2 separate regions of the Homo sapiens genome follow, and region 1 is linked to region 2. Evidence: read pairs that join two places in POLR2A ChIA-PET (ENCODE). Cell type or tissue: endothelial cell of umbilical vein. All regions are shown on one strand. Each heading gives the region's core, and the rest is flanking DNA. Links, peaks and the distances in the headings are about the cores only.

The links. Peaks named below come from ENCODE experiments on the same cell type or tissue, not always from the same donor. Only the 100,000 strongest peaks of a DNase experiment are listed, where the experiment ranks them.
Region 1: POLR2A ChIA-PET joins it to region 2 with 6 read pairs; 2 of 35 experiments call an interaction of 5 or more read pairs at or near these places.

Annotation. Positions count from the first base shown.
Region 1 is chr1:236,006,520-236,014,116 of GRCh38, forward strand. It overlaps NID1 (nidogen 1), which reads right to left. Exons shown (of 20, transcript NM_002508.3): 11 at 6,892-7,041; 12 at 5,402-5,524. Among named protein-coding and RNA genes, the nearest start is that of LINC02768, 38 kb to the left of the region's middle. In endothelial cell of umbilical vein, for the core only: no CTCF peak of the experiment used is centred there; a DNase peak (open chromatin) is centred at 3,502; H3K27ac peaks cover 1,658 bases.
Region 2 is chr1:236,127,501-236,135,097 of GRCh38, forward strand. No RefSeq gene overlaps it. Among named protein-coding and RNA genes, the nearest start is that of GPR137B, 11 kb to the right of the region's middle. In endothelial cell of umbilical vein, for the core only: no CTCF peak of the experiment used is centred there; no DNase peak of the experiment used is centred there; H3K27me3 peaks cover 153 bases.

The DNA.
Region 1 (7,597 bases), core at 819-5,818, 120 kb before region 2:
ACTACAGATCTAAAGGCATGGGTTCTTCAACAGACCAAATGCAAGGAAAGGAAAGGGATGGAGAAGAAAACTATAGATAGAAAAATGAGCAGCACCAAACCTACAATGACTAGGAATGCACTCAAGTGTGATAAAGCTATTAGAAATGCAAGGAAGAGACAACTACAGATGCCAGGTTAGTGGTTGCTTTTGAGGAGAGAGAGGAGGCTATGATTGGGGCAGGTGGGGCTCCTGGGGCTGCTGGTAAAGCTCTACTTCAAGATCTGAGTGGTAGTGACAACCAGGCTCACCTTAGAGTAACTCCTTGAACTACATATTGCTTGCATCTATGTTTTATTTTTACAATATAAAGATAGGAAAAAAAATGGAAGATGAGAGAGGAGGAAGTGGAGGCAGCAATTCCAGACAACCTTGATGAAGAGTTAAACTATAAAGGGAAGGATGGGGAGGGGATGGCAGTGAGAGAGGGATGCAGGGTTGAGGGAAAGCTTCATTTTGTTTATTATTTTTAAATTTTTTTGGAGAAAGGGTCTAGCTCTGTCACCCCAGGCTAGAGTGCAGGGGCACGATCATAGCTCACTGCAGCCTTGAACTCCCAGGCTCAAGTGATGCTCTTGCCTCGGCCTTGTGAATAGCTGGAACTACAGGTGTGTGCTAATTTTTAAATGCCATGCCTAGAAGTTTTAAATTTTTTGATAGAGATGGGGTCTTGCTATGTTGTCCAGGGTGTTCTTAAACTCCTGGACCAGGTTTTACATTTCTAGCCCAAGACATTTAATGCCTCTCTTTGATCCTCTAATAAACTCCCCTATGTTACAAAAACCTAGCCAGTTACATTCCCTCAGATGTTGTCCAGGCAAGGTCAGGGTCAGTGGCTATGGTGGCCGACCTCCAAGATGGCCCTCATTCTCCCCACTGCCTGGTCTTCCATACTTGGGCAGACCCCTGTCACACTGCAAGAGGGATGGCCCGAGACTGATGGTATCAACAGAAGCGATACTTGTCACTTCCAAGATTCGTTTATAAAAGACTGTGGCTTCCATCTTGGTCAGTCTCTCTTTCTCTCTCTCTCTCTCTCCTTTGACTTGCTGTGGAGGGGGCCAGCTGCTAGATCTTGAAGACACTTAGCCATCCCTGTAGAGAGACCCATGTCGCGAGGAACTGAGGCCTGCTGACAACCATGCGGGTCCTTCAGCAGGGATCCTTCTTTGCCATCACAGAAGACCACAGCCCCGACTAATGTCTCAGCAGCAACCTCATGAGAGTCCCTGGGTCCAGGGACCACCCAGGAAAGCTGCTCCTGAACTCCTGACGCACAGAAACTGTGAGAAAATAAATGTTCATTGTTTTAAGTGGCTAACTTTGGGGATGATTTGTTATGCAACAATAGAGAACTAATATGGTGGCTTTCTAACTTCTAACCATGACCCATAGAAAGAAACAGATTTTACTCAGCATCCCAGTACACCAGCCCATGCACACTTAGACACGCATACACATGTGCACACACACACGCACACATGCTGGCATGCACTCACCCATGCACATACACAAACATACATACAAGTATTGCTTCATGAAACAATACTTACTCCTACTACATATATTCTCCTCACTCTGATATTTTCTAGATTATTGTTTGCTATTTCAACATGCCATTTAAAAGAAAGTGAGAACAGCAAGCCACTAAACTAACTTCACAATCCATACACAGGGTGTGGAGCAGCGTGCAGAAGACAAAGAGGAACAAATCGCAATTTCTCGTAGTTTGTCTGTCATCAGTTGACATTTCAGTAGCCATGATCTTCACTGGCTCACCTTCAAAGCCAGTTTAGTTTTCTTTTGGAAACTAGCCCCTTCTGTATACAGTAAGTACCAAATAAGTGCTGTATGATCCCTGTCCTTTACTATGATAGGCACCAGGAGACCAGATGACACTATGCATTATTTTTCTCTGTGTAATGTTTCATAAAGTATTTATTTATTTATTTATTATTTAGAGATGGAGTCTTTCTCTGTCACCCAGGCTGGAGTGCAGTGGTGCAATCTTGGCTTACTGTGACCTCCGCCTCCTGGGCTCAAGCTATTCTCCTGCCTCAACCTCCTGAGTAACTGGGATTACAGGCATGCACCACCACGCCCAGCTAATTTTTTTTTTTTTTTTGAGACGGGATTTTGCTCTTGTTGCCCAGGCTGGAATGCAACGGCGTGATCTCGGATCACCGCAACCTCTGCCCCCCAGGTTCAAGTGATTCTCCTGCTTCAGGCTCCCAAGTAGCTGGGATTACATTCATGCACCACCACACCTGGCTAATTTTGTATTTTTAGTAGAGACGGGGTTTCTCCGTGTTGGTCAGGCTGGTCTTGAACTCCCCACCTCAGGTGATCCACCCACCTTGGCCTCCCAAAATGCTGGGATTACAGGCATGAGCCACTGTGTCCAGTCTTCATAAAGTATTTTAGTCATATACAATTTAGAATAATATGATGAAAATATGTGTATTCATATTCCGACTGAGAAATAAAACATTAGAAACGCAGACGCAGCTCTTGTGCTGCAATGTGAATGTTTATGTCCCTCCCAAATCCACGTACTGAAATCCTAACTCCCAAGGTGATGGCATTGGGGGTGAGGCCACCAGCAGGTGACTAGGTCATGAAAGGGGGGCCCTAATGAATGGCCTTAGTGGTGCCCTTATAATAGCGTCCCCAAAGAGACCTCTTGCCCTTTCTACCATATAAGGACTTTGCAGAAAGATGTCTGGCCGTCTGTGAACTAGGAAGTGAGCCTTCGCCAGACACTCAACTTCTCAGCACGTCGATCTCAGACTTTCCAGCCTTCAGAACTATGAGAAACAAGTTTCTGTTGTTTATAAACTCCCAGTCTATGGTATTTTGCCAGAGCAGCCCCAAACAGACTAAGACACACCATGTAACCCTCCCCAGTCCCAATTCCCTCTCTCCCATTATAGAGGTAACCTCTGCCCTGAACTTTTCATTTCTCATTCACTATGCATGTTGTAGCTTTCTTATGTATGTACATAACATAACACATGTAGGTATATTTTCACATAGGCTTATGTTTTATACACATGGGGCCATGCTATACATATCCTTTTATAATTTCTTTTGCTCAACATTACGCTTTTGAGACTTACCCCTGAACTCTAGTTCATTCATTTTAACTGTTTTATGTCATTTCATTGTATGGATTATACCAACAGTCATCTGTTTGTTCCTCTTGTTTGCAGTCATTTATATTTTTTTCTATTACAAACAAAACTCAATGAACATTCTTACACGTTTCTAGTGAACACTCTCTCCAGTATATAACCAAATGTTAAACTTCTTAAGGGAACAAGATCCAATATCTAAACAATCCTGGCAAGCAGCCCTTATTGGTTTTAACTTTGTCCCATCTTTAGATTCCAGCCTACACGCCTGGATCTGTTTCTGTTTAGTCAACAGAGTTTTCAAGAGGGGACAAAAAGTCAGGTTAAAAAAACAAAAAAACAAAATTGGAAACATCTGCTTCTCTTTAAACTGGAGATGTGAAGCAAGACTGAGGAAATAATGAATATTAGTCATTGTTAATAGTAGCTGGAATGTGTTGACTCAAATGATCATAAACTCTTCTCTATGTAACCTGCCTATTAAAATCTATGAGTAGTGGTATTTGTTCCCATAATTTCAGGAACAAAAGGTTGCCTTGCCTAGGTTTATCGAAGCCAGGAGTCAGCAACTTTTTCTGTCAAGAGCCCACATAGTAGGCTATTTATACTTTTTTTTTTTTTTTTTTTTTTGAGACAGAATCTCACTCTGTCACCCAGGATGGGGTGTAGAGTGATCTTGGCTCACTGCAGCCTTGATCTCCCTGGCTCAATCTTCCTACCTCAGCCCCCCGAGGAGCTAGGACTACAGGTGTGCCACACCACACCCAGCTAATTTTTCTATTTTTTGTAGAAACAGGGTCTCGCTATGTTGCCCAGGCCGGTCTCTCAAACTCCTGGACTCAAGTAATCTGTCCACCTCGATCTCCCAAAATGCTAGGATTACAGGCGAGAGCCATGGCACCCAGCCTATTTATGCTTTTTAGGCTGTGCAGAGCTTACAGTCTCTGTCACAACTACTGAACTCGGCCTTTGTAACACGAAAGCAGCCATAGACTATACATAAGCATGGCTGTGTTCCAATAAAACTTTATTTACAAAAACAGACAGCCAGATTTGGCCCATGGGCCATAGTTTGCTAAGCCCCATTTTAAGCAGAAGAAAATAATTTAGACTAACGATATATGCTACTATACATCAAAATTTAAATCTTAATCTGATATTTTCTCTTTTTTGATAGACAACTACTCTAAAAACTAGTCTTAGTGAGAGTGAAGATAAACAAATATTTTCAAATGCTGTTGTAGGAATGGAGCTGATGCATTCATTTATTTCTTCAACAGCTGTAAATAGCTGTGAGCCCCACCATATACCAAACACTCCACTGGGTACTGGAAACATACAAAAAAAAAAGTGTACCTGCACCACCCTCAATGAGCTCACAGGTCCTCAATGAGCTCACAGGTCCTCAATGTGCTCACAGGCTAGTGAAGGGGATGGTTATTTAAAGTTTTTAACTGCTTAAAAAGCGATGGGATGAAAATGTTTACTTATCTCTAATTGAAAACATTTATAGTGGCATGAATATATCTGACCAACAACAGCAGCAGTAATTAAAAATAAATAACACAACTGGTTAACTCCAGTCTAAGGTGTCAAATATATTCTTTTTTTTTCTTTTTTTTTTTTTTTTGAGGCAGTCCCACTCTGTCACCCAGGATGGACTACAGTGGCTCAATTGCAGCTCACTGCAACCTCTGCCTCCCAGGTTCAAGTGATTCTCATGCCTCAGCCTCCGTAGTAGCTGGGATTACAGGCACAAGCCACTACGCCTGACTAATTTTTGTATTTTTAGTAGAGAGGGGGTTTTGCCATGTTGGCCAGGCTGATCTCGAACTCCTGACCTCAAGTGATCCACCCACCTCGGCCTCCTAAAGTATTGGGATTATAGGCAATGTTCCCACCTGATGTTCTACCATTTCAAAGAATGCTCTACATTGCAGTCCATGCTCTGATCTCCCACCTCAACAACCCTTAGAACTCTCCATGGAGCCTCCTACTTTCCCGCCTCACCTTCTCTCCCAGGGCCATGTGCTCTGGATTCATGGACAGGGCAGGCAATGGGCCATGTGCTCTGGATTCATGGACAGGGCAACGGGCCATGTGCTCTGGATTCATGGACAGGGCAACGGGCCATGTGCTCTGGATTCATGGACAGGGCAATGGGCCATGTGCTCTGCATTCATGGACAGGGCAATGGGCTACCGACTCCAGATGTCCCACCACCTTACCTCCGGGCACGCAACGGAAGCCGTCTCCCTGATAACCAGGTTTGCACTGGCACGTGAAAGAGCCTGGAGTGTTGTAGCAGAAGGCGTCAGGGTGACATCGGCTTGGCTGGCATTCATCTACATCTGTAAAACAGCCACCAGGCCCAGGGACAATGAGATTTCTTCTGGAATTCGTAGTTTACCCAATAATTTAAGCCACTTACTCAAATCTATGGGAACCTGCTTCTGATCTGGGAACAGTAATCCAAAACTCACTAAACATTAACTATCAAGTCACTAACTCCCCAATATCTATCTGTCGTACTTGCAAATGTGTTTCACTTTGGCAGCAATGTTTTCATGAAAAATGTTTTTGGCCAGGCACCGTGGCTCACGCCTGTAATCCTAGCACCTTGGGAGGCCGAGGCAGGCAGATCACCTGAGGTCAGGAGTTCAAGACCAGCCTGGCCAACACGGTGAAACCCTGTTTCTACTAAAAATATAAAAAATTAGCTGGGCATGGTGACACGTGCCTGTAATCCCAGCTATTCTGGAGGCTGAGGCAGGAGAATTGCTTGAACCCGGGAGGTGGAGGTTGCAGTGAGCCAAGATCGTGCCATTGCACTCCAGCTTGGGCAACAAGAGCTAAATGCCATCTCAAAAAAAAAAAAAAAAAAAAAAAGAAAGAAAAGAATGTTTTCATCAACCTTACAACAGGGGAAAAGATAGGATCTATTTGTATTATAAAATTCTCCCTCCTGTCATAAATGAGAGCTTCAAAACTGTCTGAGTGTTTACTGACAGATTATTAACTGCTAGGCAGAAAACCCTCAGTGAAAAGAAAATATTCACATGTTCAGTAATAAAGAGAAAGTATCTCAGAAATTCTATCTTAGTTGGGACTTTTTAGAAATACTCTATGGTATAATATTAAGTAATTGTGCAAACCAAGAAACTCAGGGTACTCTATTGATGGGCTATCTTACCTAAAATTACCTGTAAGAGAACAATGGCAGCCAAGAAGCTCAAGTCTGAAGGATTCTATTGAGTCATTTATACTTTGACTCCGCAGTCATTTATTCAATCAGAGAACTTTGCTTTTTTGAAGGAGAAGGTTAGAACAAGCCAGTTGAATGGCTACATGTTAATACATCTTATTAAATAAAAGGATAGACTTTAATCTCCATGCATGTCCTCCATGTAAAAGGACAGTTTGTCTCTTTGTGAAAGACAGAAAATATCCCTGGTTCCTAGCAGAGAGCAGGTGTCTAATTGTCACCTGAATGAACTAGTCACCTAGAACAAAACAGTCATCAATGAGAATAGCCCCCAAAAGAAAATGCATAGTTCAAACTACTAGAGAGATATAAAAAGCAACACATTTACTCTGTGGAGATGACAGAAGAATTCTTTCTTCTATTTGGGAGTGAGTTGGTGATTGGCACATGACAGGTACCACCTAGGAAACTTTCTCAGGTTACACACAGGGGAAGATCAGAGCAACCACACACCTTGGCAGGCTTGGCCATCCCCAGAAAAGCCTGGCAAGCAGGAACAGGTGTAGGAGGAGCCTCCTGTGTAGATACACTGGGCCCGCTGGGGTATGTCGCAGTTATGAAGGCCAGTTTCACAGTAGTTGATGGGGCGCTGGTCCACGACAGCTTCAGAACAAAAGGTTGATGCACAGTCTTAGGAAGAAAGTCCCCTGAGCAGGCCACATGCCCCTCCCAGCTCTATAAAGAGAGACCATGCCTGGACCCTAGACCTCTAGGCATGTCCACAGCTTCACCTGCACCCCACTCCTCACTGGGCTGGTACTACTGCTTTCACCGTTTCCTCCCACCTGGGTTCTGCCTCTGATGGGTCTTGGCTGACTGACACCGTGGTTTGTCATTCCACCTGGCTTGACCTCAGTTTCACTCTGGGGGTCTGTCTCAGGCCACTCTCCAAACTAGATCCCCATCACAGGTCCCCAGGACCCAACTTTCCCTTCATCTGGATATGGGGGTGGGACATCTGCAGATGCCACACTTCTGATGGCAACTCTGTTGAGACTGCTTGGAGGAAAGGAGCTGAGACTTCCATGTGGTGTCTTCAGCCTTGGCCCACCCTGTACAGGTGGAACATTCACTACAAATGCCCAAGTCAGTCACCCACTTGCCACCAAGGAAGGACAAATAAATGTTTCTAAGGCAGGGAGACAGCTATGGTTGGAAG
Region 2 (7,597 bases), core at 847-5,846:
TTCCTTTAATCGTCTGTTAGACAGAGAGAACAATAATTATACATTAATAAAGACATGTTTACGGATGAACAAAATACTGTGTGTTAAAGTGTTCAATTCTAACACCTTAAAAATGGTTGTTTTTGGTTCGTTTGCTTGTTTGGTTGGCTTAACTCCAATCTGTGGTCCTCCTCCCCCTCTGCCTCTTATGGTCTGACCTTCTTAGGGTTCTCCAAAACCTGCTTGCTCTCAGTCCTCGCAGCTCACACAGGCTATGCTATCTGACCCCCTACTTTTCTGTGTACCAAATCTTTTTACATTCCTAGTTCCTACTTGTCATTTGAGCCCTCCCTAATTGTATACTTCCTTCTTTCCATCTTAATCCTGTGATTCTCAGTCCCGGAGCTGGGAAATGTTGCACCTAGTAAGTGACTGCTCATTTCAGGGCCATGCGTGGCTGAGTCACTTGTTATTTTTGTTTTTTGTTTGTTTGTTTGTTTGTTTGTTTTGAGACGGAGTCTCGCTCCGTTGCCCAGGCTGCAGTGCAGTGGCGGGATCTCGTCTCACTGCAACCTCTGCCTCCCAGGTTCAAGCGATTCTCCTGCCTTAGCCTCCTAAGTAGCTGGGATTACCGGCACACACCACCATGCCTGGCTAATTTTTGTATTTTTAGTAGAGACGGGGTTCCACCATGTTGGCCAGGATGGTCTCCAACTACTGACCTCAAGTGATCTAACCACTTCGGCCTCCCAAAGTGCTGGGATTACAGATGTAAGCCACTATGCCCGGCCTAATTTTTGTATTTTTAGTAGAGATAGGGTTCGCTATGTTGGCCAGGCTGGGCTCGAACTTCTGACCTCAGGTGATCCGCCCACCTTGGCCTCCCAAAGTGCTGGCATTACAGGCCTGAGCCACTGTGCCCAGCCCCAAGTTAGTTGTTATAAGGGGCAGAGAGATAAAGAGTGAGACAGACCAGCATCTATCTGTCACCAATAATGTAAGAACAGCCCAAGGTCTTCTGTCACCACCGTTAAACTGTCAGGATCAGCACCATTCGTGGCTCCCAATTGGTGGGCTCTCATGTTCTAGATGTAGGGCTAGGCACTTACATGCATTATTTTATTTCATTTTCGCAGTAGCTCTGTGAGGTTGATGGCCTAGTCTGGACAGGAAGAGCGGTGGGTACTGACAAGGCTGTGCTTACAGTACATCAGTGAAGCACAGCACTTGTGCATCCCAGCAAAGCTCAGAGCGACCCATTTCTCACCTCAGTAGCTGGCATCCGCCTGCCAGTGGCCTGCCTCATTCTCTGGGGTCCCAGCCCGCTCCAGAAACTCACCCAGCTCGCTGACAGGGGACTGTGCAGGCTGCTGCTGTAACCTGGTGGTGGGCTGTCATCAGACGGCCATAGAGGATCGCCCTGAGGCTTGGTTGTGGAGGTTGTCAAAGCAGAAGGCTGGCAATATTCCCATGGCCCAGAACGTGCTGAGGCAGCATATGTGAGTCAGGCCATGGCTGCTGCAGCCACAGTGGGGCTTTGTGCTGTGATCGTGTGCAGAGCAGAGCAGCCACTCAGCCATCCACTGACTCTCCAAATTGCTTCTGAGCACCTATAATTCCAGTTCTCCTGGGAAAAGCCCTGCAAGACCCGGGCTTTCCCCTACCCTGTTCTGCTGATTCCTTTTGGTTGATTTCCCAGTATGAGATCCAGCATTATTCCTTTTGAAATTGCAATCCCTGCTGTTTTCCCACATTGAGAGCACAACTAAGAAGCACTTTCTTAAGAATCTGCTTCCAGGTGCTCTTGGACCAAGTTTAAGTTCTCTGTCTACTCTAGTAGGGTCCGTCTATTCCCAGGGCATCTGTCTGAAGCGGGGCCTCTGCTGGCCAAATCCTACTAGCCAAGACCTGGATCTCCCAGAGCTCAGAAAGCTCCCACTAGCAGGGCCCCTTGGCTTGCCTTCCTGCCTCCTTTCTCTCCCTTTGTCCCCTAGTGTCCAGATGAGAAGACACAGGATGGCTCTCGTCCCAAGAAGGCCTTCGCTTGTGCTGTGGGCACAGAGGTCTTTCTCCCCTCTCTGAGCACAAAGCAGTCACTGTGCTCTGCCGAGCAGAGGAAAAATGCAAATGGTGCTCTGGGTGTGGCCAAGTTCCTTGGGCCCCAAGTGCTGGCCTGCATTCTTTATGGGGTAGCCTTTGTTTTCCCTTTCTGCAGGCTGTGCCTGAAATATGAAGATTACTTAAAACTCATACTATGCCAGGACACGGACACCACAATAAACTGGGTAATGAGTGTCAACTCAAAGACTATTTAAGATTAGTTGCTGCACAAGAAAACTTGAAATGTTCTGAAAGCTTATGAACCATAAATGAAAGAAAAGTTCATTCATCACAATGTCCTCAAGCTTGAAAACAACCGTAAGAATCTACAAGGCTAACAACGAGTTGCAAAGCTGAAACAAACTCTCCTGAACCTTAATAACAAAAACAAGGTGTGATCAATTGTGCAAGAGGAAAGAAGTATCTTCCTATTCCCTCTACGGAAAGATATTATTACAGAATTATTCTTTCTGTTGTCATTTGTTTTATTTTTTATTTTTATTTTTATTTTTAGAGACAGGGTCTCATTTGTTTGCCCAGGCTGGAGTGCCGTGGCATGATTATAGCTCACTATGGCCTCGAACTCATGGGCTGGAGTGATCCTCCAACCTCAGCCTCCCAAGTAGCTAGGACTACAGGTGTGCAGAATCATTCTTATATTAAGAGGGGTATACAGCCAAAAAAAATGCAGAGGAACCTCGGGCAATTACTAAGCAAAAACATTGCATTATTCTTCTGAGTTTTGTGATATGTGTAGTATTGGTCAGCGTCTGAAACTTTGTAATTTGTTCCAAATAAATTTCTTGTTCTAAATAAATATTTACTTTAGTATTAAATTTTGCATATGTAATTTTATTTTTTCTTTCCTTAAAGAGGATCTCTAGTATTGAAGAAGGTTGCAGGCCCCACAAAAACTGGATCTGGCCTGGCCTCTGGAACTGCTTTCTCAGCACTGCTTTCAACGTGTCCCTCACCTTCATTCCTTTTGCCCTGCCCTGGGGCCATAGGTAAAGCCTTTCTTGCATAGTTCACCGAAGCCTGGAGATTTCAATTCTATCAATAGCTATACATGTTGTGTGCCCAGGGACACCCATAATAGCTAATTTTCCCTGCAGTGCGTGAATGTTATACTCCTGAAAGCAAGATCTGGTCAGTTCTCAGTCCCTTTGATGTAATGAAGTTCTGTGGGTACAACCAGCCACCTCTTTCTGCATGAGCTCCTTGAAACACTGCCTTTTCTGGAGATGAAAATGGGAACCAATTAGGAAGAACACTGAACGTTATCAGGCAGCTTAAATGCCTTTGCAAGAACTCCTGGTAAGCACTGGATCTAATTTTCCCCTCCGAAACTTGAGCAAACCACTCACTATGACTTTCCTGGAGCAGGAAATTATGTTGTTTTTTTTTTTTTGGGTGGGGGGAACAGAGTCTTGCTATGTCACCCAGGCTGGAGTGCAATGGCTTGATCTCAGCTCACTGCAACATCCGCCTCCCGAGTTCAAACGATTCTCCTGCCTCAGCCTCCTGAGTAGCTGGGATTACAGGTGCACACCACCACGCCTGGCTAATTTTTGTATTTTTAGTAGAGAGGGAGTTTCACCATTTTGGCCAGGCTGTTCTCAAACTAATGACCTCGTGATCCACCCACCTCGGCCTCCCAAAGTGCTGGGATTACAGGCGTGAGCCACCACGCCCGGCTGAGGTTATGATGTTAAGATGCTTCTTAGGATTCATTTATAGTAACAATTTCATTCTGTTTCCAGGTGAATAGGAAATAGTCTATGTTCTTGACCTTTTAGACTAAATTTCCTTTTTTGTCACAGATCCACTTAATAATACCAAAGTTTTAATGAAATTATTGAATCATTAAGAGAGCATTTCTGAGCAACTCTAGAAGGGCTACACCATCTGCCTGTTTGCTTAGGTACTAGTTAAGGATTGTCCTCGATTTGGAGTTTATTATAAAGAATCCCACTGGAACTACCTGCTTGAATTAAAATCTGATTTTTATCTTTTGACCGGAGGGATGAAAACAGTCTAAGACAGATTTATGGCGATAGTTGCACAACTTGGTGAAGTTACTGAAAATCACTGACTTATACACTTTGAAATGAGTGAACTTTGATTTGATAATGTTTTTAAAAAGTCTGATATGCTTAATGGTCCTTCAGTTTAGGAATCACAAACACGAGAGCATAAAATAGGCATAAAATTCACGTATATCTTAGAAAAAGTACAATTCGTTAGTTAAAATAGGAACTTTCAAAACACTCCTGGCTTTTACACAAGAATAATCTTAGCTTGTAAAACCCTACTTATCACGTATGCTATCTTACCTACTCCTTGAATCTCAGCATTCCTAAAACCTTTGAAACTCTTAGCATTCAAATTTTAAGATTGTGACTTAAACCAAAAAACTCACAAAAAACGTAGACTCTGTCCTGAGTGGCTAAGAACAAAAACTCCAGCCAGTGAATCAGTTGTTCATTCAGTTATGAATCCAACACCTAATATGTGCTGATCTTGGAAGTGAAGAGATAACTCTGTGTTTCTATCACTTTAGGTTTGGTGAAGCAGGACTTGTCATTGCCTAGAGCAAACAAAAAGTCTTTTATGGGCAGAATTCAGAGACTAAGAGCCACATGACACTAAGTTTTCAAAGCTTGAATTTTTAGAATTCTACTGTAACTGCTGAGGTAGTTTCCTCTAACAATGTACAACTATGAATATAAATAAGTCCAGCCTGATGATGGGATTCTCTGCTATTAGGTCAAGGTTTCCATTTTTTAAGGGGCCTGCACTCCTTAGTTGACTGACATTCCTTCTGGCTAGAGTTGTTTTTTCTGGGGGCCTCTATTAATATTCTAGATTGAGCAGGCTATGACTGGTTATATGGTTCCTAATGATAATTTATTTCTATAGCTGGAATCAGCAGAACCAAATGGTACAAAGTATTCCTTCCCAGGGAAATACTAGCACAGATTTGGTTGTCGAAACAAGCTACTCGCCACCTTGGAAATTCTAGTCCTCTGAAGCAGAACACAGACAGATACGTTTTATTGGGCAGGAAGTGTGGGAGGGGTCTGTTCGCTCATTTCAAGTACACAAGTCATCGATTTTTAGTAAATTCACCAAGCCTTGCAACTATCACCATAAATCTGTGTTAGACTGTTTTCATCCCTCCAGTCATAAAATACAAATCAGATCTTAATTCAAGCAGCTAGCCCCAGTGGGATTCTCTATAATAAACTCTGGGAGGGGTATCCTGCATGCTGCTGTCAGCAGACTTGGAGGAGCTTCACACTGGGGGTTCCTGGATTCCTGAGCAGTATAGAGGCAGGGTAGGAGGTTTGGAGCTGCAAGAGATGCCTGTTGGTAGCCTGATCTCAGAGACCAGCCAAGTTGCAGAACAGGAATTCTGTCTTTAGCTTGCCTTCTTTTCACTCCCTAAATATTTCAAAGGAAATAGAAAAGAATTCCTGAGGACAGATAATAAAAAAGATAATCTCATGCAAATGTGATGTACATTTTCCAAAACGTGAATTTTCAACTTTTTTTTTTTTTTTGAGATGGAGTCTCGCTCAGTCACCCAGGCTGAAGTGTAATCGTGCGATCTCGGCTCACTGCCACCTCCACCTCCAGGGTTCAAACGATTCTCCTGCCTCAGCCTCCCGAGTAGCTAGGACTGCAGGCACCCACCATCATGCCCAGGTGATTTTTGTATTTTTGTAAAGACAGGTCTTTACAAAACAGACATGTTGGCCAGACTGGTCTTGAACTCTGGACCTCTGGTGATTCACCCGCCTTGGCCTCCAAAGTGCTGGGATTACAGGCATGAGCCACCACGCCCGACCAATTTTCAACTTTTAACAACACGCATAAAATAATCTGGGAAGATCTGTAACAGTATGGAAAAGTATTTGTCCCCATCTGGACTTCCAGCACGGGCACTCCCTTTCTCCACCTGGGAAATTCCCTACTTGAAGAGAATGAAGTGGAAGCTTCCACCATAGAAGCGGCAGATGCCAGGGAGTCATGCTCCCAGCCACCCTTGCTAAGATGAGAGCACATGGTCTAGACTCTGCTAATCAAACGCCCCTGCTCCAGACTTTGAATTGGAAGAGTGTGACTTAAGGAAGCATGGACTGCATAATCTACTCTAGAGACGGATTCATTTATCCAAAACCCTTTGTAACCTCTTCCCTTTGCCTGTCCCTACTATAGAGGCTGGATGTGCCAAATGAGTGCTTCCCTTATAGCTCTAGATGGCTTATGGCACACTTCTGGCCCAAAAGATGTAGGTGGAGGCCTGACTTGGGATTTTTTGGTAAAACCTTGTCCTCCTGACATAGGAGTCACTCTTTCTGTCTTCTTCCAATTTCTGCCTTGAATGCAAATGTGATGGCTGGAGCTAGAGCAGCCATCTTGCAACCACGAGAGGACAACTCTGAAGATTAAAGCCAATATGCTAAGGATGATAGAGAAGAAAGACAGATAGGGCCAGGATCCCTCACAGATTTTTTAAATGGTTGAATCAATGCTTGCAACAACTGACATCCAGATATGTAAGAAAGACAAACATTTACTATTAATCTATTATTAGACAGATTTTCTGTTACTTGCAACTTTCTTCTTGCCTAACTGATACAGGCAATTTCCAGTGTCCAGCACTAGTATTTCCTGTGGGGCAAACTACTAGTATCAGAGCCAGTGGTAGGGGCAGTGATATTATTCTAGAACCAGTCCTGCAGCATCACTTTGGGTATCATTCCTTCTTCTTAATCTCCAAGCTCCTCCAGCACTCTTGGAGATTTTGTGAACCACATAATGTGCCTTTTAATGAATTCTTTTTCTGCTTAAATTAACCAAATCTTACTTCTGTTGCTTGCAACCAAGAACTCTGGGAAATATAGAAATAGACACCGGGAGTATTGGTAGCCACATACTCTCAGAGAATGGTGAGAATTTGAGCTTGGTTATCTGGTCTGGTTGAGCTGGAGGAAAATGAAAATTCAGATAGTGTTAAGACGGTTCATGGCATAAATTGTCATTTGTGGTCACTTGCGGTAAAGGTAACCCAGGACAATGAAGATTCCATTGACATTAAAGTTTTCAGAAACAGAGTGATGCTGCTAGACAGCAGTATGAGGGACACAAAGAATTTAAGAGCTGTGGGGAAAAGTGGTTGATTCTAGCTTGAGAAGCAAATAGCAAGGGCTGAAATTCTAGTTCAAGGCACACAGTCTGAAAACCTAGGACTTTTGATGACTTTCAATGAAGATGCTAAAAGACTATTTTATCTTTTGCGACCATGGCCAAAAGGGAGAGCCTGTGCATTTCTGGTTGGTTTTCTTTATTTCTTTCTCTCTCTTTTCTTTTCTTTTCTGACAGAGTCTCACTCTGTTGCCCAGGCTGGAGTGCAGTGGCGCGATCTCGGCTCACTGCAAACTTCGCCTCCCGGGCTCAAGTGATTCTCCTGCCTCAGCCTCCCAAGTAGTGGGGATTACAGGCACACACA